Linked DNA regions of Mus musculus: all the other regions are linked to region 1. Evidence: chromatin loops called from intact Hi-C (ENCODE). Cell type or tissue: heart. All regions are shown on one strand.

Evidence for each region. Hi-C counts contacts between places; a loop is a spot of excess contacts. Peaks named below come from ENCODE experiments on the same cell type or tissue, not always from the same donor. Only the 100,000 strongest peaks of a DNase experiment are listed, where the experiment ranks them.
Region 2: a loop joins it to region 1, with 2.4 times the contacts of the local background. A loop is called at or near these places in 2 of 42 quality-filtered maps.
Region 3: a loop joins it to region 1, with 2.9 times the contacts of the local background. A loop is called at or near these places in 2 of 42 quality-filtered maps.

Annotation. Positions count from the first base shown.
Region 1 is chr1:86,578,956-86,586,955 of GRCm38, reverse strand. It overlaps Pde6d (phosphodiesterase 6D, cGMP-specific, rod, delta), which reads left to right and starts at 4,171. Exons shown (of 5, transcript NM_008801.3): 1 at 4,171-4,656. The coding sequence starts at 4,607. It overlaps Cops7b (COP9 signalosome subunit 7B), which reads right to left and starts at 4,035. Exons shown (of 8, transcript NM_172974.3): 1 at 3,860-4,035. In heart, no CTCF peak of the experiment used is centred here; a DNase peak (open chromatin) is centred at 4,365; H3K4me3 peaks cover 2,337 bases; H3K27ac peaks cover 2,035 bases.
Region 2 is chr1:86,497,898-86,505,897 of GRCm38, reverse strand. No RefSeq gene overlaps it. Among named protein-coding and RNA genes, the nearest start is that of Ptma, 25 kb to the left of the region's middle. In heart, CTCF peaks have their summits at 1,569, 4,110 (motif pointing left), 4,730 (motif pointing left) and 5,798 (motif pointing right); DNase peaks (open chromatin) are centred at 237, 1,627, 4,127, 7,097 and 5 weaker places; H3K4me3 peaks cover 3,194 bases; H3K27ac peaks cover 6,370 bases.
Region 3 is chr1:86,699,191-86,707,190 of GRCm38, reverse strand. Dis3l2 (DIS3 like 3'-5' exoribonuclease 2) reads right to left here and starts at 3,387. Exons shown (of 21, transcript NM_153530.2): 1 at 3,320-3,387. In heart, a CTCF peak has its summit at 3,231; a DNase peak (open chromatin) is centred at 3,360; H3K4me3 peaks cover 1,769 bases; H3K27ac peaks cover 1,322 bases.

The DNA.
Region 1 (8,000 bases):
GTAAAACATGAGGCTTGAGGAGAGGAGTGTGCCCTTGGTGATTCTAGGGTCCAAGTAGTAGCCGTCACCATCACTATCCTGGGCCAAAAACCCACCCCTTTGGCTGAACTTTCCCTACAAGTGTGCCCTCAGGCAACAGCGGCTCCCCTGGGGTTCCGAAAAACAATAAGCCTAATGGCAACACTACTTAGTGAACTATTCTATGTGACCGTTGTCCATATTTATTTTGTCAGGTTCTTATAAAACTATGACCTGTATAAAATATTATCATTTTCCGAGTATGCTAACAACTAAGGCTAACAGTCTAAGTCAGTAAATGGCAATGTTGTAATCCAGGCTCTCTGAAGGCAAAGACGATGTTTTTTGTTTTGTTTTGTTTTTCGAGACAGGGTTTCTCTGTATAGCTCTGGCTGTCCTGGAACTCACTTTGTAGACCAGGCTGGCCTCGAACTCAGAAATCCTCCTGCCTCTGACTCCCGAGTGCTGGGATTGAAGGCGTGCAGCACCACGTCCGGCAGATGAAGGGTTTTTTAAGACTATTATAGTACATTGAAATTAATCATTTCTGGCCAGACAGTAGTGGTGCTCACCTTTGAATCCAGCACTCAGGAGGCAGAGACAGACAGATATGAGTTCAAGGCCAGCCTAGTCTGCAGAGTGAGTTCCAGAACAGCCAAGGCTACACAGGGAAACTCTGTCTCAAAAAAAAAAAAAAAAAAACCTAAAAAAAATAAATTTTTAAAAAATAAAATGGAACTAGAAAGATGGTGCAGCAGTTAAGTAGAACACCTGGGTTCAGTTCCCAGCACACACATAGCAGTTTACAACCCTCCATAACTCCAATTCCAAGGTATCAGACATGGTATTCTTCTGACATCCAAGAAAACCAAGCACACATAAGATGCACATACTCACATGCAAGCTTAACATTCATGCACATAAAATTAAATAAATAAATCTAAACTTTTTTTAATCTGTACTGGGGATGGGAGTAGTGGTGTGGTAAAGCTCTTGCCTAGTCAGCCATAGGAAAGGTTCTGGGTTCAATTCCTAACACAGATACAACAAATAGATTAATTTACATATCAAAAGACACAAGTAGGAGATGAAGACCTACCACACCCTTGGAAAAGATATTTGCAAAGTATGTGTCAGAAAAAGGAATCAGTAAGACTACATAAAGAACTGCAAATCAGGGGACTGGAGAGATGATGGCTCAGTGGTTAAGAGCACTGACTATTCTTCCAAAGGTCCTGAGTTCAATTCCCAGCAACTACATGGTGGCTCACAACCATCTGTAATGAAATCCAATGCCCTCTTCTGGTATGTCTGAAGACATTGACAGTGTAGTCACATATATAAAATAAATAAAATTTTTAAAAATAATTACAGCCGGGCGTGGTGGCGCACGCCTTTAATCCCAGCACTCCAGAGGCAGAGGCAGGCGGATTTCTGAGTTCCAGGACAGTCAGGGCTACACAGAGAAACCCTGTCTCAGAAAAACCAAAAAAAAAAATTACAAATCAGTAGGAAGACAAATGCCTAATTTCAAAAAGTAGGCAAAAGCCTTAAAAAGTCACATTGACACAAAGACCATTCAAGGTTAAGGTGGACAGCATCAGAAAAATAGAAATGCATACTTTAACGAAATACCGTGTTTAGCCAGAATGACTAAAATTATAAAGACTTATGATAAATATGCAGGGTTAACAAGAATGAGCAACAACTAGAACTTTCCAACACAGCAGGCAAAAGCCTCAGTTCCATGATCACTTTGAAAAACTAGCACTATCTACTATCACTGACCATGCATATGTTCTACAAGGCTAACAACTCTTTTCCTAAAATCTGCGCAAAGTGTCCACAAAGGAAGCATACAAGAATGCCCAGTTCAGCCGGGCGCACGCCTTTAATCCCAGCACTTGGGAGGCAGAGGCAGGCGGATTTCTGAGTCCGAGGCCAGCTTGGTCTACAGAGTGAGTTCCAGGACAGCCAGGGCTACACAGAGAAACCCTGTCTTTAAAAACCAAAAAAGAAAAAAGAAAGAAAGAAAAAGAGAAAGAGGAAGAATACCCAACCCAATTCATAACATATCTCATAAGATAAAACTCAGATCCCCATCAACTCTCTCAGAGATGAACTGTGACTATACATACAACTTGCCATTGGAAAAAATGCTACAAACACATGTCAGCTATATGCCGCACATACTGCATAATCACGTATAAGTGAAATCCACATACAAATTCAAATACACATAAAATATCCACATAGCCATAAAGCCAGGAAACAAGTTGATTGCCTGCAGATATGCGGATGTATTATGGTGGAAAAGGGCATACGTGGTAGCTGCTGGGAAGGCTCTGCTTCTTGATTTGGGTGATACTTATGGGTGTGTATATCTTCTCTCACCCAATGTATGGCACATCTCATTAACAAAGATAATTCAGGATTAAAAAAAAAAATTAACATGAGGGGAAAATCCTCAACCTCTGAGTAAGAGGTTCTCAGCCTTCCTAACGCAGAGACCCTTTAATACAGTTCCTCATGCCGGGCGTGGTGGCGCACACCTTTAAGCCCAGCACTCGGGAGGCAGAGGCAGGCGGATTTCTGAGTTCGAGGCCAGCCTGGTCTACAGAGTGAGTTCCAGGACAGCCAGGACTACACAGAGAAAAACCCTGTCTCCCCCCCCCCCCAAAAAAAAAACAACAAAAAACCAATTCCTCATGCTGTGGTGACCCCCATCCCTAAAATAATTTTCATTGCTACTTCAGAACTGTAATGTTTCTACTGTATGGATCATAATGTAAACATTTTTGGAGATAGCGGTTTGCCAAAGGGATTTTTGACCCACAGTTTGAGAACCACTGCTTTAAGTTCAAATGTCATTTCCACCATGAAGTTTTGCCAGCTGTTAAAGGCACGTCACCAGAACCTCTAAGGCATTCTCCACTTGATCTTGACTAAAAGGCCAACAAGTAATCCTCTGTGGCATTCTGATATCTTTTCTTTTATGCCACTTGTCAACTCCATCTTGAATCTCCTTATCTCCCTAATCAGTTATGTATCTTCTGAATAACAGTGGCCTATCTTTTACTTAATTCAGTACCCAACCAAAACCAAAAACCAAAACAAGGTTTGTTGAGTTACTTGGAAGAAAAACAAACAAAATGGGTGGGTGATCAAATGGGTGGAGTGGGAACAAGAACAGGAAAGAAGGCCAGAGGAAGGACACAGGCGTCTCCAAGGAAACAGAGGGTTAAACCAACTTTATCTACTTTCTGGGGGAAAAACAATCATTAAATGTCAACTTGAATGTCAAAAAAGCAAATAAAAATAGCAAGACCTATCTAGTCTGAGGATAAAGGACTGTCACACCAGCTCCTTTCAGGAAATCCATGAAATAAATGCTTTCCTATTTTCTGGGTGTTTCAACACTAGTTCAGAAACTGTTCATTAAGGAGAAAAACAATCACATTGCCATGCTTCTAAAAATATTACCTCCCTAGTGTAGTGTAGATACTAGATGACAGGTCAGTAGATGTAAAGCCAGATTTTAACTGTGTCAATTTGCTGTGCTCTCTGGCCAGTCTCTGCCTCACCGGGTCTCTATTTCCTCATATTTAAAAACAAAAGATAAAGAGATTGGATTGGCAAAATCTTTTAAGTCTTCCTGTACTAACATTGAGTATAAACAATCTTTAGCTCACCCAGTCCAAAGCAGAAATATAACATAAACCCTGCAAAACAAGTAAAAATGAACTCCAGACTAATAAACTAACACTATTTGAGGAGGTCATTTTGTTCTGTTATCTCTCGTGGCTTAATATGTGGTTTTGTTGGTGGTTTGCAGTCTTACCATGGTTTGCAGACTCCTGAGTTCCATGTAAACAGAAGTTAACTGTCGGTGGGTTGTCACGTCTCCGGGGTAAAAGAAGACCTTCCTGCTGGGTTTCAAGTAACAGGATTCAGAAACCAACCCCATAGGAGGATTTCAAATATGTGCACACTGCTCGGCACACTGGAACCCAAGTTAAAAAGATGGAGCGCATAGTATGCTGGGACTTGTAGTCCCTGGCCTCTAATGGTGCGCTGGGATCGCCTGTGCTCTCTGGGATGCTGGGAAATGTAGTTTCTGCCACCTTGTACAGTGCAGCCTGCCATAGTCTCAGACCACTAGTGTGCCCGGCAACAAGAGCAGGCATCTCAAACGCCTCTGAAGATTTCAAGCCATCGCTCCTCTGGGACAAACTCTAGGCAACAACACGAAAGAAAATTCTGTCCTCCGGGACTCTCCAAGAGGGCCTTTCCCACTGACGCTCTCCGTCCCCGAGCGAAGCCGCTGAGCGTTGCTATTGGCTACTCAAGATGCCAATCGCCAAGGCTGGCTTGTCATTGGTTTCAAGGCGGGAGCTCCACGACTAGAGGGAAGGAGAAGGGATCAGGAGCGGGAGCTGAGGGGAGGGAGAGGCCGGTTCGGGTCTGGCCGCCACCGCTGTTCACCTGAGGTGTCCGGCCGGGCTGCGGCTGTCCTCGGTTCCTGGGTACCGTCTGCGAGGCCCCGCGGAGCCAGCGTGGGAGGGCCGCGGGCGGCAGGCGCCGCATCATGTCAGCCAAGGACGAGCGGGCCAGGGATATCCTGAGAGGCTTCAAACTGTATCCGCCCGGGAGCAGGGGCGGGGCTGGGAGGAGGCCGTGGCTCTAAGGAGCCAGGCTTTGGCAGGGGCGTCAGGTGGGCACCGGGGAAGAAGGGCTACGAGAAGGGGCAGGAAAGGAACTGTGTGCCGGGCCCCCGGGAGGGACCGCGAACGGGAGGCAGGCACAGGGGCACCCTGAGGGAGAAAGGGGACGTTGATGGAGCCTGGGGGGGGGGGGGGGCGGGGGGGAGGATGGAGGTGGAGGAGCCCCGGGACCTGGCTACTGCGAGAAGAGTTCCCATTTGAAATTAGGGTCCTGAAGGCCGGGAGGCCAGAAGGGGGCTGCAGTCCCCACGCAGAGGCTGAGGGAGTGCAGCAAGCTGGCCTCCTAGCCTGCCTAGGAGCGACTTTGGCGGGAAGCCCAGGGTGGGAGCAGGAGAAAGTGACTCCAAGCAAGTGACCTTGTATGTGGGGGATAATGTACCCCATCCCACCCCACCACACACACATCCGTCTTGTTTTCACAACTTTTCTTCCTCACTTGTGGCTTCTTATAGGGCTGGAGTAGTGGAGAGGTGGGGAAAGAGAAATTAAAGACGGACCCCATCTTAACACTTTGTTGGCCTTTGGAGCATTAACATCTCAAGTTCTCTTTCCAGCGAGATGAGAAATAGGAGGTGTGTGAGATGCATGAGGTACTTTGGTTTTGAACCGACTCCCGGCAAAATTATCTTTGGCATTGCTGAGGTTAACGCTTTATTATGGTGAAGCTGTTCACAATTACTTGATTGTGTTGAGGACACCATATGATATCAGAATTCGTTGTTTCGGTGGACTTGGTGTTGAATGCCTGTGATCCCAGTACTTGGGAGATGGAAGCAGGGGGATCCAGAATTCAGGTCATCCTCAGAGTTTCATAGAGTTCAAGACCAGCCTTAGTTATAGGAGACCCTGCTTCAAAAAGGAAGAAAGTGAGAAGCCAGAGGAGGAAAAGAAACCATTGCTTCAGGCCTGTTGTAGCTACACTGTGACTTTTGCAACCTCTTTATATAGAGAGAGAAAACTTCGAAGCGTTTGTTTTATTTTGGAGACAGGGTCATACAGTGTAGCTCTGGCTGACCCAGAACTTGATGTGTAGACCAGGCTGTCTACCTGTCTCTGCCTCCTGAGTGCTGGAACTGTTAGAACTCAGGGTGTGGCCAGCACCTTCAGCTAGAAGCTGTGTGTTTTGATGGACTATTTGTCACCATAAAATGCAGATGAAATATATTCCAGTTTTACATTCTGTTGACCTTAATCTCTGCTGTACAATATGGAATATTCCTAAGTGCCTCCCTTTGTGGGATGTAACCATCATTTACCCAGCTCCTGCCTCTGGAGGTTTAGGCTTCCCTAAACTGGTTCTCTGAACAACCTGTTGCATTGTCTCAAGACCTGTTTCACATCTTCCAATATCTAATTGCTTGGCTATGGTTAGAAACTAAGGTGAACGTAAATTCTAGAATTCATACAAGGCATGATTAAATCATGGTTATAACCCCAGCACTTGGTGACTGAAGCAAGAGATTGTCATGTGTTCAAGACCAATCTAGGCTGACTCCAAAAAAAGAATGAATCAAAAACAACACCACAAGAACCACGTACCACTGTGTGAACAGTGGTGAACGGATAGACTGGAAGCATAAACGGGGTCATGGGTTTCTGTGGCCCCAAGGGGAAAAACCAACCCAGGAAGTTTTGGGTGCAAAAGGAAAACCCTTCAAGTAAAAACTATACCGAGGTTTTGTGGGGTTTGTTTTTGAGTGTGAGCAAGTAGGGTGCGTTGAGAAGTGAAGAAACAGCTCTCTGCAACTGGCAGGGATTGGAAAGTGAGTCGCCCTGCTGTGCTTTGTAAACACAGAAGGCTGTATCTCCTTACACACTGACATTCAGGATAAACCCTCAGTGGCTTTCCATAGTGAAGTTTAGTAACAGACTCTTCTGTAGTTCCCTGTCTGCTTGGGATAAACGAATATAGCAGGAAACTGTGGATTTTGTCACTTTTACTCTTGACATGAACCTGTTGAGATAAAGGCTAATGGACAAATATAGAAAACACTATAAAGCTAGATGTGGTGGCACACACCTTTAGTCCCAGCACTCAGGAAGCAGAGGCAGATGGATCTCTGTGAGTCTGAGGCCAGCCTGGTCTGCAAATCGAGTTCCAGGACAACCAGGGCACACAGAAAAACCCTGTCTCAAAAACCAAAAAGAAAGAGAGAGTGTGTGTGAATCAGCCACTTAAGTAATGATGTGAGTGCTTCAGGAAACAGGCTTTCAGGGAAAGCTTGACCGGAGCTGATTAAATTATAAAGCAAAGGGAAATAGCCACATAGCAGTTAGCACAGGAGGAATAGAGTGCTCATCCTCCGGTGTCCTTTGTTGACATCTGAAAATGAAAAGACGGAAAATGGGGCTGGAGATACAGCTCAGTAGTTAAAAACTTAAGGATGTGAATTGCTCCTGTAGAGGGCCTGGGTTTGATCCCCAGCACCCACAGGCAGTTGGTTAACTGAATTCCAAGGATCTAACACCCTCTTGCACCTGCCCATATGTGGCACATATAAACTCATGTAAGCACACACACACACACACACACACATATATATATATACACACACACACATATAAGTAATAAGTTTTTAAAAGAGAAAGAAAACAGGAACTAGATGGCTTTTCATTCCCATTTTTTAAAAAAGATAATTTTATGTTAGAAACAACTTGATCATTCACCACTTTTGGTTGGATAATTTTTCTCTGAACTGTTTTCAGATTGTTTCTTTAAAAAAATTGTATTTACTATTTCCTTAATTACTTTCTGTTGCTATGATGAGACACTGTGACCAAGGGAGGAACTTAGAGAAAAAGGGGGCTTATGGTTTCAGAGGGTTAGCGGCTGTGACCGCCATGATGGGGAGCCTGGCAACAGGTAGGCAGACATGGTACTGGACCTTATATCTAATCCACAAATACTAGGCTCAAACTGCTAACTGAAACCTTGAGGGTTTTTGAAAGCCCAAAGGCCAATTCCCAATGACACACCTCCTCCAACAAGGCCACACCTCTTTGCCTCTTTTTTTTTTAAGATTTATTTATTGTTTTATTTAAGTACACTATAACTGTCTTCAGACACAAGGGAAGAGGGCATCAGATCTCATTACAGATGGTTGTGAGCTATCATGTGGTTGCTAGGAATTGAACTCAGGACCTCTGGAAGAGCAGTCAGTGCTCTTAACCACTGAGCCATCTCTCCAGCCAAAGGCCACACCTCTTAATCCTCCCCAAACTGTTCCACAAACTGGGGAGTAACCAAACATTCAAATA
Region 2 (8,000 bases), 81 kb after region 1:
AGGACCCTGTGCTGGGTCCTCCTCCTTCCTTCCTCTTGGTGGTTGATTTCAGGTCTCAGCACTCTGGCTACAGATACTCATTACCCACCACCCAGCCCCAGGCTTCTAGCACTGTGTTGTGGGCAGATTTATGCACTGGCCAGAGCGGGAGGGCCAGCAGTGGGCCAGTCATACTCTGGACAGCCTCTTGAGCTGGCAGAGGCCCCAGCCAAGCCATCACCCTGTCCCTTCCCCCACCCCTTCACTCATTATCAACTTAGGGCTTGTGTACAAACAGCAGCTGGCCTCTTTTGTCAATCTCTCTGCCCTCCCTGCTCCTCCCTGCAATGCTTCCCAACTGGCTCCTCCAATTCCACCCCCCAAGATGACTTAGAAGCTAGAGCCCTGGGGAATCCTTGAGAGGGAGGGAGGCAGCTCCTGTTGTTCTTGGTCCTAAGTTTTCCTTCAATTTGGTGATATTAATCCATCTGGGACACCATAGGAACCAGGGAGGGCAAGGAACCAAAGCAAAGTCAAAAAGGCGGCTATAGGCAAGAAGCATGTATCACTCGCCCTTATGCCTGTTTGCAGAGCATGTTTGCAGAGCCAAACTGCCGCCGGGTCTGTTGTCCTGACTGTGCTCAATGCCCCACATCTTTGTAAGGGGACACGTGGAGATGACCTGCTGCTCCCTTAGACCCCTAGTAAAGGCTTCAACAAAAGTAATTCTACCCGTCTACAGGAAAGGCAGGCAGAGCTATATGGCAGAGAGCCCGTTGTCAACGCCCAGGTTTTGGAGCCGGAGGAACACGAGCTGTTCAGCAGAGGACAGGAGTCCGCCTGGTCAAAAGATGTGTGGAGGCAAACAGTGCACACCTTTAATCCCAGCACCCAGAGGCAGAGGCAGGTGGGGTTCGTGGCCAGCCTGGTCTACAGAGCGAGTTCCAGGACAGCCAGGGCTATACACAGAAACCCTGTCTTCAAAACCAAAAAAAGCAATAAAGGTGACAACACTGTAATCGACCCCATTTTGCAGATAAGAAAACGGTGGCTCCAATTTAGTCAGAGAGAGAGGAACCAAGTCTCAGGAGGAACCAAGGCCGCCAGTGCCGTGTTAGAGATGCTGTTGAAGTTTGGAAAGCCTGAGACTCCACGGTGGGTTGGCCCTGCCTTGATCTGTGATCCCCAGGTCAAGGTAACCGAGTGGGTCACAGTTAAGGATATCCTAGACTCTCTGACAAAAGAGGACCTGCGAGAGGCACCTGCGACTTCCAGGAACGTCACAGGATGCACACCAAAGACGGCCAGGAGTTCGCAGGCGGATGGATATGAGAGCTGTGCATGGGAAAACCCCGCCAGCATAGGCAGCGCAGCTGAGGGCGAGGAAGGAAAGGTGGAGCCAGAGCTGGACCTCTGCCCAGGTCCCGTGCTCCTCCGTGCCGCCGCCACCCTACCTCCCCGCCCCAAACTAAAGCCCGCCTTCCAAAACGCTTTGTCCGGACCCTCCGGAACCACTCAGGGCAGATGAGACTGTGTGCAAGGACACGAACAGGCCACCTGACGGCGAGACCAGGAGGCCCCCTAGCGGGCCCAGCTACGCGGCACATGGCCTGGTCCGCGCGGGCGGAAGTCCTACGGCCGGAGACCCGCGGCTGCCACCGGGCCAGCGGGAACAAAGGACACGGCGGGCAGAAGGTTGGCCGAACGGTGATTGGCGGCTGGTGGGGAGTCCGGGCCGAGACGGGATTGGTTGCGGCCTCGGCACCAGCCCCGCCCCTCGAAGCCGAAATCTGAGCTCCTAGCAACTCCCCCGCCCCCGGGCCCCCCTGTGCGGACCTGCTCCGTAGGCGGCCATCTGCACCCGCGAGGGCGCCTACACAGGCGTTGGGCTTGCATCCCTGCGGTACCCGGAGAGCTATGTACCAAACTACCCGCCCTCCTCCCTGCTGCAGGAAGGGGGTGTCAGGACCGTGTAGCGAGTTCCAGACACCGCCTCCTGGAGAAGCTCGACGGCCACTGTAGTGACAGGGTGCACGCGTGAAGAGACCGGATCCCGGGAAGCTGTCCCGAGGGTGGTGGCTGTACTGGGAGAAGGGCCAGAGAACAGGGATCACTCAAAGAGTGGGGGCCAGGGTAAGACAAGGAAGTGGAGGAGGCCATAGTCTGAAAGTCAAGTCAGGGAAGTCTGACTGGATGGCCCTGTAAGTCCGAGAGTAGTGATGGAGCTCTACCCCCAGAACCCCAGCCAGGCTTGAGGCACGAGGGAGAGCGAACCAGGTTCCTTTACTAGCCAGGCCACCGCAGAGTGGTTAAGAACATGAGGAGGGGCCTTTCTCAACAAGGTTCCCCTTTCCCAGATGCTTAAGAGGTGAGAGGGGTGGGGCTCTGGGCCCGGCCACCAATCACAGCCTCTACTCCACTTTGAATCTGGGTTGGCGGGCGCGGGCTGCAGGCCGCCAGGTGTGCTGGGGCCCTCTTTGTCCCCACTTCGTCTGCCCAGGCACGTCCCATTCCACCCCCATCCTTCAAGAGCCCCAGGGCCCGGTCTTGCTGGTTCCCCTCTTCTCCCCGTACACCATCCCCCCCTTCCCGGTAGGAACCTAAAACTGGACTCAGGTCAGGGTACCTTGCAGGCTTGGTGACCAGTCCTCTAGAGTCCTCTTGTACAGGGATCATAATCCACTAGAGGCAGGCAGTTTCTCCACAGCTGGCCACCAAGGGCCTGATGGTGCAGGGGTGGAGGTCGGTCGGGGAGGAACTTTATACCAAAACTCCTTGAAGAAAGAGAAGGCCAGGGAGACTCAAATTGGTGAGTTAGATCCCCAGGACTCACTCATATAATGAAGTTAGAGAACTCAGAAATTGTCCTCTAAACATGGTCTCTATAGTGGGTGTGTGTGTGTAAATATTTGTAAAAAATACGCCTTTTTTTTTTTTTTTTTTGGTATAGAATAGAGTTTATTCAGGTCATCGGAGGGGAGTTAAAAGGCTAGTAGAGGCAGAGGAGAGAGTAGAATAGTAGAGGCTTGCCGTGACCACGTGCTGAGGGGGGAAGGGAATGGGGAGGGAGGGAGCAAGAGGGTAAGAGCAAATAGGCTCTTTTTAAACCCCAGGGCTACTCCATGCATAAGATGTGTATGCCTGTCTAGCCACACACAAGCCCCTTAAGGCTGTGGTTCCTCAGCTGTGAGTGAGATGTGGGGTTGTGTTCCAGGCTGCTGTGAAGATTAAGTGGGATCCTGAGGAGGGATCTTTGTTAAAGGGAAAGCCTGCAATGTGCTCAAGTATGCATAGGTTACCAGAGCCCAGACGCATGCGAGGAGCCAGAGCCCAGCAGCCAGCCAGCCAGCCAGGGTGGGCCTCAGCGCCTGACCTATCTCAGAGGGAGAGGGTGCCAGTAAGAACTAAGCCAAGTCCCATGAATAATCCCTGAGCCCCTCAACCCTAACAGAAGGAAGCCGGGGTTTGGGCTCCTCACACCATTTCCATGCCCTCTAGGTTAAGTGGTGGGGCAGAGGGAAGGGGCTCTTTCCAGGGTGCCCGGATGACAGGTCTAGACGCTGCACACATCACGCCCCTACCCCACCCGCAGCGCTCTCCGCTCTCCTTCCGCCTCTAAGCTCTGGCAGAAATGCCCGTCTTCCCCCCCCCCCCCCCCCCACGTCCCTCCAGTTTGCCTCCCCTAGCTTCTCAAGGCTCTCTCCTCCCAGGTGCCACGGGATTATTATTGAACCATGTCTTGAGCACCAACATTACCTAACACACACTGTAGCCAGGATGAAATGAAAACTATATCTTGTCCCTTCTCTAATAAAATGCTCTGAACTGTGCGCTGAGGTGCACTCCTGTGATCCAAGCATTTAGATGGCAGAGATCGGAGGACCAGGATCCTTGAAGCCAGGATGGACTAAAAAAGACTATTTCAAAATACCTAAAATGAAGGTCTCGAGTCTGTCAATGTCTCCAGTCTGTACGTATGTGCTTCCCTCAGCCTCCTAGCCATCTTTCCTCCTCCACCTTCCTTCTCTGTCACAACATTGGGGTTAGTGCGCTTTTAGACATGTCTAGTGGAGTAAGGTTTTTGGATGGAGGCTGAACTGGCCGGATTTTTTCAATGCTCAACCGCCCCCTGGTGGTCATTTTGGGCATTGCAGGCCTTAGCAATCTTCAGACTGAGTTCAGAAGACAGCCTCAGGGTAGGGAAGGTAGGAGGTTACCTGGCAGTCTGCCACTCTAGAGGAGGGAGATTCCAGAGCTGTGGCCCTACAGGCTCTTGGATCAGCATGGCTTTTCACCTCCCTTTTCACCAAGATCCCCTTTAGTGTGTGTGTGTGTGTGTGTGTGTGTGTGTGTGTGTGTGTGTGTGTGACACAGGCACACTTGTGCACATATGTACTTGTGTGAACTGTTCCCCGTGCACAGGAGGCCAAGTGTTCAACTGTGTCTGCACGGAACAGATGGCAGCAGCAGATTCCGCCTTCAGAAGATGTTCGTGTGGGTGGAGCTGTGTGTGATCAAGCCAGCATCCATGTGTCTGTCCCCAGCCTCTGAGCCTGTTACCAGGCAGGAACCTGAGTCTGAGAATGCTGAGGCCTGCCTGCCCTGCCAGGAAGCTGAATGAGGCCTGCAAGCCTGTCACTGGAACAGATCCAATAGATTGCCATTGGTTCTAGGGGGTCTAGGAAGACCAACACCTAAGTCCTAAATCTTCTTGCCCGCCCCCTGCTGGTGACAGACGGAGGCTGGCTTTCTCCCTTACCCTCACAGTCCATAGGTACCATGTGTTAGATGTGACTGGCCTGTCATTGTTCACACTCTATTCCTCCTGGGCACCTGCTGGACATGCTCCCAGGATAGGGAGTTCAAGGCATATGCCCTTATTTGTGAGTTTAGACATCTGCCCAGTCTCCTGGTTGTTTAGTCTGTTTGCCCGTGATTGATAGTAAGCTGCCGTGAAGGGAAGCCTGAGCCAGGTTCTGGGAGTTCTTAGACAAGGAGTTCAACTGCTTTTATCTGCTGCCTCACTTGCTAGTTGGAGAAACCAGAGTGCATGTCTCCTGGAAGTCGAGCCAGGTGTGGTGGGTGGTACATGCCTCTGATCCCAGCACTTGGGAGGCTGAGGTAAGAGGATCTGGAGTTCAAGGTCAGCCTGGGTTACAAAGTGAATTCCAGGCCAGGTCAGCCTAGAAAATAGCGTGAATAAAAATAAATAAATAAATAGAAGAAGGAAGGAAGGAAGGAAGGAAGGAAGGAAGGAAGGAAGGAAGGAAGGAAGGAAGGAAAAGAGCTGAGCCTAGAGCTAGTACAGGCCAGTAATCCTAGGTACTTGGGAGTCTGAGTCAGAAGGATCACTGATTCAAAACTGGACTATACAAGGATCACTAATTCAAGACCCTGTCTCTACAGTCATTAAAAAGGTCTAGAGATACAGTGCAGTGGAAATGTATTTGCCTAGTATGTGTGAGACCTGGGGTTTAATCCCCAAAAACATAAGAATGAAGGATGAGAGCCTTGGGTTGAACGTGGCCATTCTCACTGGGCTCTGCCCTGTGCTTCCCATGCTCATGTCTCTGTGTCCTGTGACCCATAGCCACATATAAGACCGATTCCTGCAGCTCTGGGACTAGCAGCAGTTTCCCGAGCTGAGAACGATGTACAGTTCCTGGGTTGCTGTCTCCTTTGCTCCATGCAGACAACAAACACAGACTTGACTTCCTAATATCCAAGCTGCTCTGGGTAAGCCCAGGTACTTAGGGGAGTGAAGGGGCCAGAAGTCTGAAGCAAGTTCTCTCCAGCTTCCAGCCTTGGCATATTTGGCCACCTGGGGGAGCCCTCTGTCCCCTTCAGTCAGAGGAGTGGAAGAGGGGTGTGTGGAAACAGGAACCCATCTGTTGTCAGCCCCTACATACGAGACTCTGAATGAGGATACCTAGCAAGAACCAGGCCTGAGAAGGGTGACTTTCTTGGGAGCCTTGGCATCACAAAGAACATGCAGCAAGCACCTCTAAATGTGATCAGGGAGAGAAATTCAATGAGGCTGGGACCCCCAGATTCCTGAAGCTCTGAGGAGCTCACCCTTGGTTCTTTGGCCTTGTACTGCCATTAAGATGATTGAAGGAATCACTAAGATCCTGTCTCAAAAGTCCTAGGTAGAGACCCGGAGATACAGCTTAGTTAGTAAAGTGTTTAAATGCAGGTCTGAGTTTGACTCCCTAGTACCACATAATCTGGACCTGTAGAACAGGTCTATATAGTCTCAGCATTTGGGAGGTGGTGGCAAGATAATCAGAAGTTTAAGGTCATCTTCAGCTACATAGTATGAGGTCAGCTTGGACAACATGAGACCCAGTCTCAAAACAAAACAAAACAAAACAAAACAAAACAAAACAAAACAGGACCCAGGTAGAGGGCTTGCCTAGCATGTGCAAGGCCCTGGATTTTCTATCCCAAACACCATTTCAAAAAAAAAAAAAGGCCAGGTGTCCTAAGAATGGAGAGCAATGGAGAGATTATGGCTGACATCACCTTTATGGGGTGGCTATGAGAGAAGTTACTGAGACAAGTGAGAGGCACCTCTATTACTCAACACAAGAGGGATCTGGGTGGCTGCAGGTTGACAACAAGCATCAGACAACATGGAGGTTAGAGTCAGGTGCCCTTGAGTGGGGATGGTAGAGGGGTGGAGCAGAGCCCAACATCACCAGCCCTGCCTGAAGGGGTCCCTTACAACCTGCCTTCTCCACTGCGGGTTCTGAGAACTATCCACAGGCAGTGTGGATACCCAACAGTGGTGGACTGAGACGGGGACCTTTTTGGTAGTTCAGGGTTGTAGTGTCTTGGGTACCCTCTTTGCCCCATCTGCCATGGAACCTGCTCCCCATCTGTTCATATACACTCCCAGACTTCTAATGAGGTTCCTCTGCAGAGGAGCTCTGAGGCCATCTCTTCCTCCATCTACGTGGGAAGTAGCTACCTCTGTAAGCACAGGACAAAGGTGGTGTTGCTAGCTGGTACTTGGGAGCCCCTTGCCTGGCCCAGTTTGCTCCTGAAGCCTGGGGAACAGATGGCCTGGCCTTCCCTGACTGTTCCACAGTAAACCCCAGGGGAGCCCCTTGCTCCTCCTCTCAACCCCTCTGGTGTTCCTACTAACCCTTTAGAAAGCAGTGAGCTGAAAGAGACAACATCTGGGGCTCCCCAGGGCCTCAGTGGCCCAGCTGCCTGCCTGCCTGGCCCAGTGCTGGTGTAACCCTGTCTAACATCTTTGATGCAAAGTCCTAAGCTTGGCTCCCTCCCACTCCAGGGTATTTCCTGCAATAAATAAATAAATTTTCTACAATAAATAAATAAGAACCCTATAGACTTAGTATTTAACATCTGCCTGAATCTGTGCTGTTCTCATTAGAGAGGGTGCTACCCGCAAGCTACCCTATCCACAGAACCAGCTACACCCCAGACTGAAAGTATTTCTCTCAGGCAAGGATGCCATGGAGCCCATGTCAATTTCATTGCGCAGGGAACCGGCCTGAACTTAAGAAAGAGAAGACATGTCCCCTGAAGGTCAGTGCCCTGTGCTTAGCCCACTACTGAGGACACTCTGGTATCTGGCCATTAAGCACTTGTTTGGACATCTGGGCGTGGCTGAACCTTGTCAGAAAAGAAACCCACACGATTTACATAGGAGGCTACATTTGCATCTCACACCCAGGCTCAGAACTTGTCCTTCCCAGCAAGCTTGGCTCTTTCAGAATGGAAAAGTTACACATTAACTATCATCACCCTGAACTGCCTGCACAGCTAGGACCAGAGCCCAGCCTCCACCTTGGCTTCGGGAGTCTCTCTGGGGTTCTTTGGAAACTCAGGCAGCCTGCCTCTGAGAATGCAGATGTTGGGAAGTCAGGAAGAATCCAGTAGTCCTTTGAGTCCTAGGCCTGAACAGCATGTGATTCCCTGAGCAGGAGCAGCTAGAAAGATAATGACTACAGAGATAACACAGGGAACTTGTCTCCAGGGCTAGGGACAGG
Region 3 (8,000 bases), 120 kb before region 1:
TCATTCGAAAAGAAACAGCTATCATAAATACTTTCCATTAAAGAATCCAGATTTTAGTCCAACAAAAACCTTCCCACGAGGACACTCCAAACCAGATAGAAACAGTAATAAATACTGATAACAGGTAAGGAAAAAGAAATATCAACTGCATACAAAGTATAACAAAAAACTGAAGGAAAGGGACCGTTTCCTAATTCATCAGGGCTTCCAAATTTATTACTGGTAAACCAAATAGAAGATTTAAAAAAATATAAACTATTTTGCCCCAACTGTGTGAATGAAGCCCAGAGATTAGTTGATGGCTTTGAGCTGAGTGATGGAAGACAGGGACGTTAGGAGCAATGCACAAGTCCACTCACTTAAACAAAGGGGCCAAAATTATGACAACAGACAGCAGAAAGATGGTTGCCAAGAGCAGGCGAGAAGAGAGCGGATTTCTCTAGACCTACGCTACGCTTCACTGAAACGTTACCCCCACTGAACTAAACACTTGGAAGTGATTAGGTGTCTGTGGATGGACGCATGCACCTGGAAACCAGCAAGTCAACCTTAGGTTACCCTCAGAAGCTGTCTGCCTTGGTTTTCATTTGGGAGGGCTCGGGGGCTGCTTTGTTTTGCTTGGTTTTCTTTTGTTCTAAGCTAGTCTCTCACTGGGACCTGGGGTTCACAGATCACAACAGAACACAAGGATCTTTCTGTCTCCTGAGCACAGCTATTACAAGCACATGACACCAGGTGTGGGTTTTACATGGCTGCTTGGGATATGGATCTCAGGTCCTCGTGTGCTGCAAACACTTCACCAACTAAGCTAATCCCCAGCCTGACAGTAGGCTTTATATTATGTGGTTTACTACAACTTTAAAAAAAAAAAGAGTTTAAAAAAAAAGTCACAAAAACTGGTTTCCAAGCAGTAGTACTGATTAAAATTACTTCTAATCAACTAGCCATAATGATCTCTTTTATATTTTTGGTTAGGAGTCTAGCCCTTAAAAGTTGAGCCATCTCTTCAGCCCCAATTCTTTTTTTTCCCAAATAAAAGAAAAATGAGTACATCTTGCAAGTGGGATATGGAGACTTCTCAAATTATAATAAAGCATGAGAGGCAATGAGATGGCTCAGGAAAAAATGCATTTGTCACAAAGTCTGACCACCTGAGTTCAATCCCCAGAGACCCACCTGGTAGCAGGAGAGACCCCCACAAGCCTACACACACACACACACACACACACACACGCACACGCACACGCACACGCACACACACACACAAATAGATGTAAATTTAGTGGTTTTTTTATTAAAATTTACAAAATATAGGGAGCAAGTTGAAGAACAAGGAATGGGAAAACAATACAAAGGCTAACCAGTGGTAGAAACACAAAGCATGCTATTCAGACACAAACACACTATGTCATCCCAACCCAACACACAGCCTAAGTCCCTAAGTAGAACCTTCCATAGAGGCTTCTCTTTATTCAAAGCACAAAGAAAAATTCAGCTTGCCTACAGGGTCCAGCAGAATCTGGACCCACGCCACTGCTCCAGCCCTCTGTCCTACCAGATTGTTCCATGTGGCCCCAGCTCCCTCTCTAAAGCTGTACCTTCTGTCCCTGGTCCTCTCCAGCCACTCTGCCAGCACAGGGTCTCTGCCCTGCTATCTTCAGTGAGACTGGAGCACTTCCTTTCCCACGCATCCCGAATCTCTCCATTCATATGCTGCATTTGTGACTTCCCTTAACATATCACAACTGCAGCTATATTGTCTGCTAAAGACAGAAGTCACATCTGAATTCATTCTTAACTCCACAGCCAAGCACAGCACCTGCTGAAGGACTGCTAAGGTCTTCCTACAGCTTAAGTCAAGCAGAGCATCAAAGACGGATAAGCTACACACACACACACACACACACACACACACACACACACACACACAGGGTTGGGGGGTCATACCATAGATAAAACATAGTAATTGGTTGCTGAGTAACCATTGTTTTTGCTGTCTCCTGACACAGCGCCTGCTACACATTAAACACTCAAAAATAAAGAATATCAGTCAAAGAGCAAAATTTCCACAAGACTCTTAAGTCTCACGTATTAAACAGTAACTCTGCTTAAACTGTTGTGTTTTACATAAAAATAAGACTGACTGCAGAAGCAAAAGATCTAGACGGGGTAAGAACATGGTGTGTTCTTAAAGAAATGGATCAGGATCAGAGTGACTTTAATTTTTTAAATAAGAACTAAACCACGTGAAAACGTTTCCCAAGCCCTAAAGAATATTATTTACAAAATTATTTCATTCGCTCAGTTCCCTCCAATACATAGTGTATCTATCCTTTAGAGGCAAATCAACTATGTTCCTAAAAGTCCCACCCCCTAACCTACTACACAGCACTGAATACCTACCACATAGATTGTATTTAATCATATGTCATCTTCTTGTTTTCCCAATGGTGGAATGTGTACAACCTCGTATGTCTTCTAAAACTTATTTCAAGTGCATTAACACTACAGGTGCTTAGTACTGAAACTAAATGATACCATTTTCAATGATGAATCTCAAAAGGCTCCTGAATTTTATTCCTAAATAATTCTGCAAATTGTTCACAGCTATGTTTTCACGCCATCATTCTATTAAGAACAGCAATGTCTAAGGTCTTTTTGGTGTCACTTGTCCAAACTCAAAAGAGGTTTTCGGTGCCACTGTTATCTTTTGAAGTGTAAATCAGAGATATATTTACACCTGGCCCTATTTAACGGAGTAAATTTTACTTGCAATCTTTCCCAAGATTAGTCAGGTCCCAGGACGTCCCTTCTGTATAAAACTGGACACCACAACAGCTAAAATACAATATACTGTCCACAGCTCATTCCTAACTGCAAAGCTAACTCCCGGGGAAATAAATGCTCGGTTCAAAGCGTATAGACACCTGATAAAGTCTATATCACTTTGGAAAGCTCGGGTGATCAGCAAGCGCTGCCGCTCATCACTCCGGAGGCACCACAAGCCTATCAGCCTCCATCAGGACCCACGAGAGAACACGTCCCCAGGTGCCCCAAGCCTCGGAAAGTCGCGGCTTCCCAGACACCGACTCCAGTCCCCTCTCCCTCCTCTCGCACTGAACTGAAATATAAAAAGTTAGGGCCCACGGGGCGTGAGGAGCCTGAGGCCGGGTCGGGGCCGGCGGAAGGCGACCAGAGGCGCCGCGGTCGGGCGCCCCGTGAGGCTAGGACGCACGGTCCCGGCCGCGAAACGCGGCGCGGAGGGAAGGCCAGGCCGGACGGCCGGGGCGTGCGCAGGGGGAGGGGGCAGGAGCCTCACCGTCGCTCCCGGGAGGCCGGCGGCGCCGCAGACCCGCAGTTGCTAGGGAGAATGCGCTTCCGGGTCACGAGCGAGCGTTCCGAGAGCGACGGTGGCCGGGTTGAGCCAAGAGCGAAGCGCGGGGCTAGTGGGCGGTGGAGGCGGTGGTCGCTGCAGGACCACGGGATTGAATGAGGGGCGGTACGAGGCTCATCCCGCGTGGGCGGCTCCCGCCTTAGCGACAGCAGCCTTTCTGACTGGGGTCCCTCTCGCGCTATCTGGATCCTAAACCCACCACCCAGCCGTTGTCACGTTGCAGGTTCCACCTGACTTTTGGATGCTCTCAGCACCAACGCCACCACCTTCCTAGTTACCAAGTCTTTATTCATCCAAGCATTGGCCCATCACTCCTTCACTGGACACCTGTACAGGACTAGGTGCATTGTTGGCACGCGCAGGCTGGTAACCAGAGAGGTGACAGTGTCCAGCTAGCTCAGATGAGCGAAGGAAGCTATAAAGCCTGTGCGAGAAAGGCTAGCCTAGGCAAAAGAAGAGAAGAGCAAAGAAACCTCAACCAAGTGGAGGGGGAGAGAAAGTGGGTCAAGCCATGGAATACCTGCAATGTGGTGTTAAGGCTGCAGGAAGGCAGCATGGCCTGATAGGCAAATGGATCAAAAATTGAAAACATGAGGACTCTGAACCACAGAGAAGGAAACCCAAAGAGCGTCCTGGGAAGTATGAAAAGGAAACAAACAAACAAAAAAAGTTAGTGAGGAGCTGGTCACAGCTGCCAACTGTTGTGGAGATCATGTGTTCAGTGATGCCAGTAGAATAATCAAAATTCAATACTACAATGTCAAAGTAGGGAGTGGAGTGCACTTCATTGGACTGTGAGTCTTTTCATGATTGGTTTAACCAGCTGTCTACGTGTGAAGGAGGCAGCTTCGTTTTTCTCCATGTAGCGTCAAGAAAAGAAGATATGGGAAACTTCTGGATTTCTTCCTGCTTTAAGAAGCCCCACCTTGGTATAACTTCCATGCTTGCTTAAGGAATGAGCCTGCGGATTCTTATTTTATTTTATTTTTTCTCGCTCCTCCTCAGATCCTTTCAGAACCCTTAGACAAACTTGCGTGTAAGCAAACCTTGCCTGTTCTAACTGCAGAGAATAAATGGCAGAGGTTTGGGGATTCTGTGACTAGTAAGCAGGATAGTGGAAACAGGGATGGGGAAATCCAGTAGAGACAAAGAACAAAGGATTGGAAAAACAAACAAACAAACAAATGGGGTATGGGTGGGGGGCAGAAATGGGAGGTGAGCTAAGAAAACCAAAAATAAACTCAAGAATAGAATGGCAAGGACAAAGGAAGGAGAGTCAAGATCATTAGTGTCTAAGACCACATTTTGACTGAACATCTGGTGTGAAGGCTGAGTGCATGTACTACCATGACTCCTAAGTCTAGTGAGCCTGTCTTCCTCATGTGAGCTGAAGGAAGTCCACAGCACACTTTGTAGTGGATGGGGGCTAAGAGCCTTGCTCCACATGCCTTTCTGGTCCATGTATAATCCTCCTAGAACAAGGGTGCCCTTAAGCTCTTCCAAAGGATTTAGAAATAATGATTTCCTGTGAAAAACTGTGAGTCTTTTCACAATTGGTTTAACCAGCTGTCTATGAAAGTAAACCAAGTAAACGGTTTTAAATGTGTGGCTGAAGAATACAGGAACGATATAGTCAAGAGAGCTATCTTAATCTATTCTCACTGCAGAAACGAAATACCAGAGACTGAGTGGTCTGTGAGCAGAGGCTGGGAAAGCCAAAATTAAGTCACAGACCCTTGTCAGTGTCTGATGTGAGCCACTTCCTGACTGATCATCAGGAATCTGCTCGCCATATTCCCGAAAGACAGAAAATACAAATACGGACTCTAGAATCTATTACAAGGAGACTGTTCCATTCATGGAGACTAGATGCCCATGACTTAATCATCAATCAATAACTCTGCCTCCCGATACTGTCTCTTTAGGTGTTGGGGAGGTGGGGAAGGACAGACATTCATTTTATAGCAAAGGCCTAGATATAATACAGCAAACCAGGACCAGTAAGTAGTGATGGTTTGATAAAAGTAAGCCATATCACTTGTTTTGTGAATAAAAGGTATAAAGCCACCTCATGATCTAGAGAAGAGAAGGCCCAAACGCATGAGTCGGTGAATTCTGTCTAGCATATACCTTAGAGTGTATTCTGAAGAAGGGTCAGGTGATTCATTAGGCCCCATTTGGTTGGGTTTCTGTTGGATGTCAGTGGTGTCATAAGAAACGGGAAGGCCTAATTAGCTCTACCCTTCAACATGGTAAGCCTAATCTATGTTTGGTTTCTGGGTGATTGACAGTCCATTAATGATGCAAAGTGCTTTGAGAAATGTCTCCAAATACCCAGCATATGAACAGAACCACAACTCCCATGCCCTGCTGGGATATGAAAAGAGCCTCCAGCCTCCAGAAGCACACCAGTTTGATTTTAGGAGGCCTTGTGTCTACACCTTGGTCTTGTCTGCTGTAACAACCATAAGCTGGGAACCTTAAACAACAGAAATGTACACAATTCCTGAAGTTGTGAACTCTAAGGTTAAAGTGTTGGCAGATTGTCTGGTCGGGACCGACTTCCTATTTCCTGCCTTGTCCTGATCAGACAGGAAAAGAACCAGTTGGCTTTCTACATTCTCATAAAAATACCAATCCCATTCTTGATGTCTTCACCCTTGTGTTGCAATCACCTTCCAAAGCTCCAGCTCCTATTACCTTGGACCAGTTTTCAGAATATGAATTTGGAAGGACATAAACCTGCAGTCTGTGACCTTGCTCTTAAACCCCATTTCACTGATGAGTTAAGGACTTAGAAGGAGCCGCTGTTGTCCTAGAGATTTCCAGGGTAGGTTAATCTTGATTATTGACCACCATTGCCTCTGCTCAGGATTCCGTGTTAATACCCACCCAGTCACAACAGCAGGCATTAAGGAGTGGTCGATAACTGCACGTTCCCTATCACCACATCTTTACACATTCTGCCATCAGCTGGTCCCAGAAGTTGTCTTTTTCCATCCATTCAATTCCATTGGCATCAGAGACAGGGAAGAGAGCAGTTACTAAGCAACCTGGGATCAATTAAAAAAAAAAAAGTGTTGTAATCTCAAAGATAAACCCAGGCGACAGAGGCAGCGTGTACATACACATTCGTGGGAGTAAGTGGGTGAAAGAGTGCAGCGACCAAACCAAACGCCACAGGAACTCCAGGGAGATAAGGCAGGACCAGTTCATTCAGCAGCTTGACCTAACTGCTGTGTGCTAATCTCATCACACAGGAGGTAAAGGATCTGGGGAGGGTGTGAAATAGGTGAGAACTGAAACCATTCCAAGAAGCAAAGTAAAGTTATGCTAGCTGGCCTGGAGGGCTCTGGGGAGACTTCAGATCATAAAGACCGCATAGGTGGACTGGGTGCATGGGCAACGAGCTGTGGACAAGCAATAAGGATGTCTCAAGGTCTCACTACCTGGCCCAGCCTCTTCCTCGACGCACCTACACCCACCCAGACCACTGCTTCCAACTGGAAGCCATGCTCTGTATTCTGGTTTTGTTCTTGTTTTACTATATATAAATGCTTGGCTTCTTTCTTTCTTTCTTCCTTTCTTTCTTTCATTCTTTCTTTCTTTCTTCCTTCCTTTCTTTCTTTCTTTCTTTCTAGTATTTAGTTTCTCTTTTCCTTTTAAAATTTTAATCCTTGGGTCTCATTGTTTTACCATTGTGTTCTTTTTTTACCTTATAGGCCCCGTTTAAATTTTTGATCTTGCTAGAGAGATGGCTCAGCAGTTAAGAGCATTGGCTGCTGTTCCAGAGGACCCAAGTTCTCAGCACTTGTGGGCTGGCTCACAACGGTCTGTAGCTCCAGCACCACGTGGATCTTACGCCCTCTTCTGACATCTATGGGTACTACATGCATATAGTGCTGACATACACGCAGGCAAAATACCCATCTGTACACATAATACCGTAAAAGAAAATGAAGAAATAAATATGATTTCTGTCTTTCTAATTATTTTAACTGTCAACTTACCATTTTTTTAAATTGTGTGTATGCACACACTCTGTGTGTGTGTGTGTGTGTGTGTGTGTGTGTGAGAGAGAGAGAGAGAGAGAGAGAGAGATAGAGAGAGAGAAAGTTTCAGGAGTTGGTTCTCGGTTCTCTCCCTCCACCTTTTTAAGACAAGAGTTCTTCTTATTTCTAAACGATGCTTCATATTCTAGCTTAGCTGGCCTGGAAGCTGGCGGATGCTCCCATCTCACCACAGGGATACTAGGATGACAGATGTACACTCAGCTTTTTACACGGGTTCCCAGAATAAAACTCGGGTGGTCTGGCTTGCACAGCAAGTACTTTCTACCCACTGAACCCAATTCTCTCCTAATTTCTTCAGTATATTGTTCCTTTTAGACAGTCTCTTATTATTAGCTTTTTAGTGTTTCTTAATGCTCCACTTTTTTTTTCTCATTCTATACTTTAAATGTGGGTTTTGAGCCCAGCCTGGGCTCAATGAGAACTAGTCTCAAAAGAAAGAACTTTCATTTTTATCCTCTCTAGGCATTGTGTTTTATCTCTCTTCCATCTCTGTCTTATGCATCTCTTTAGATTCTGAGTGGTCTCTTTTAATC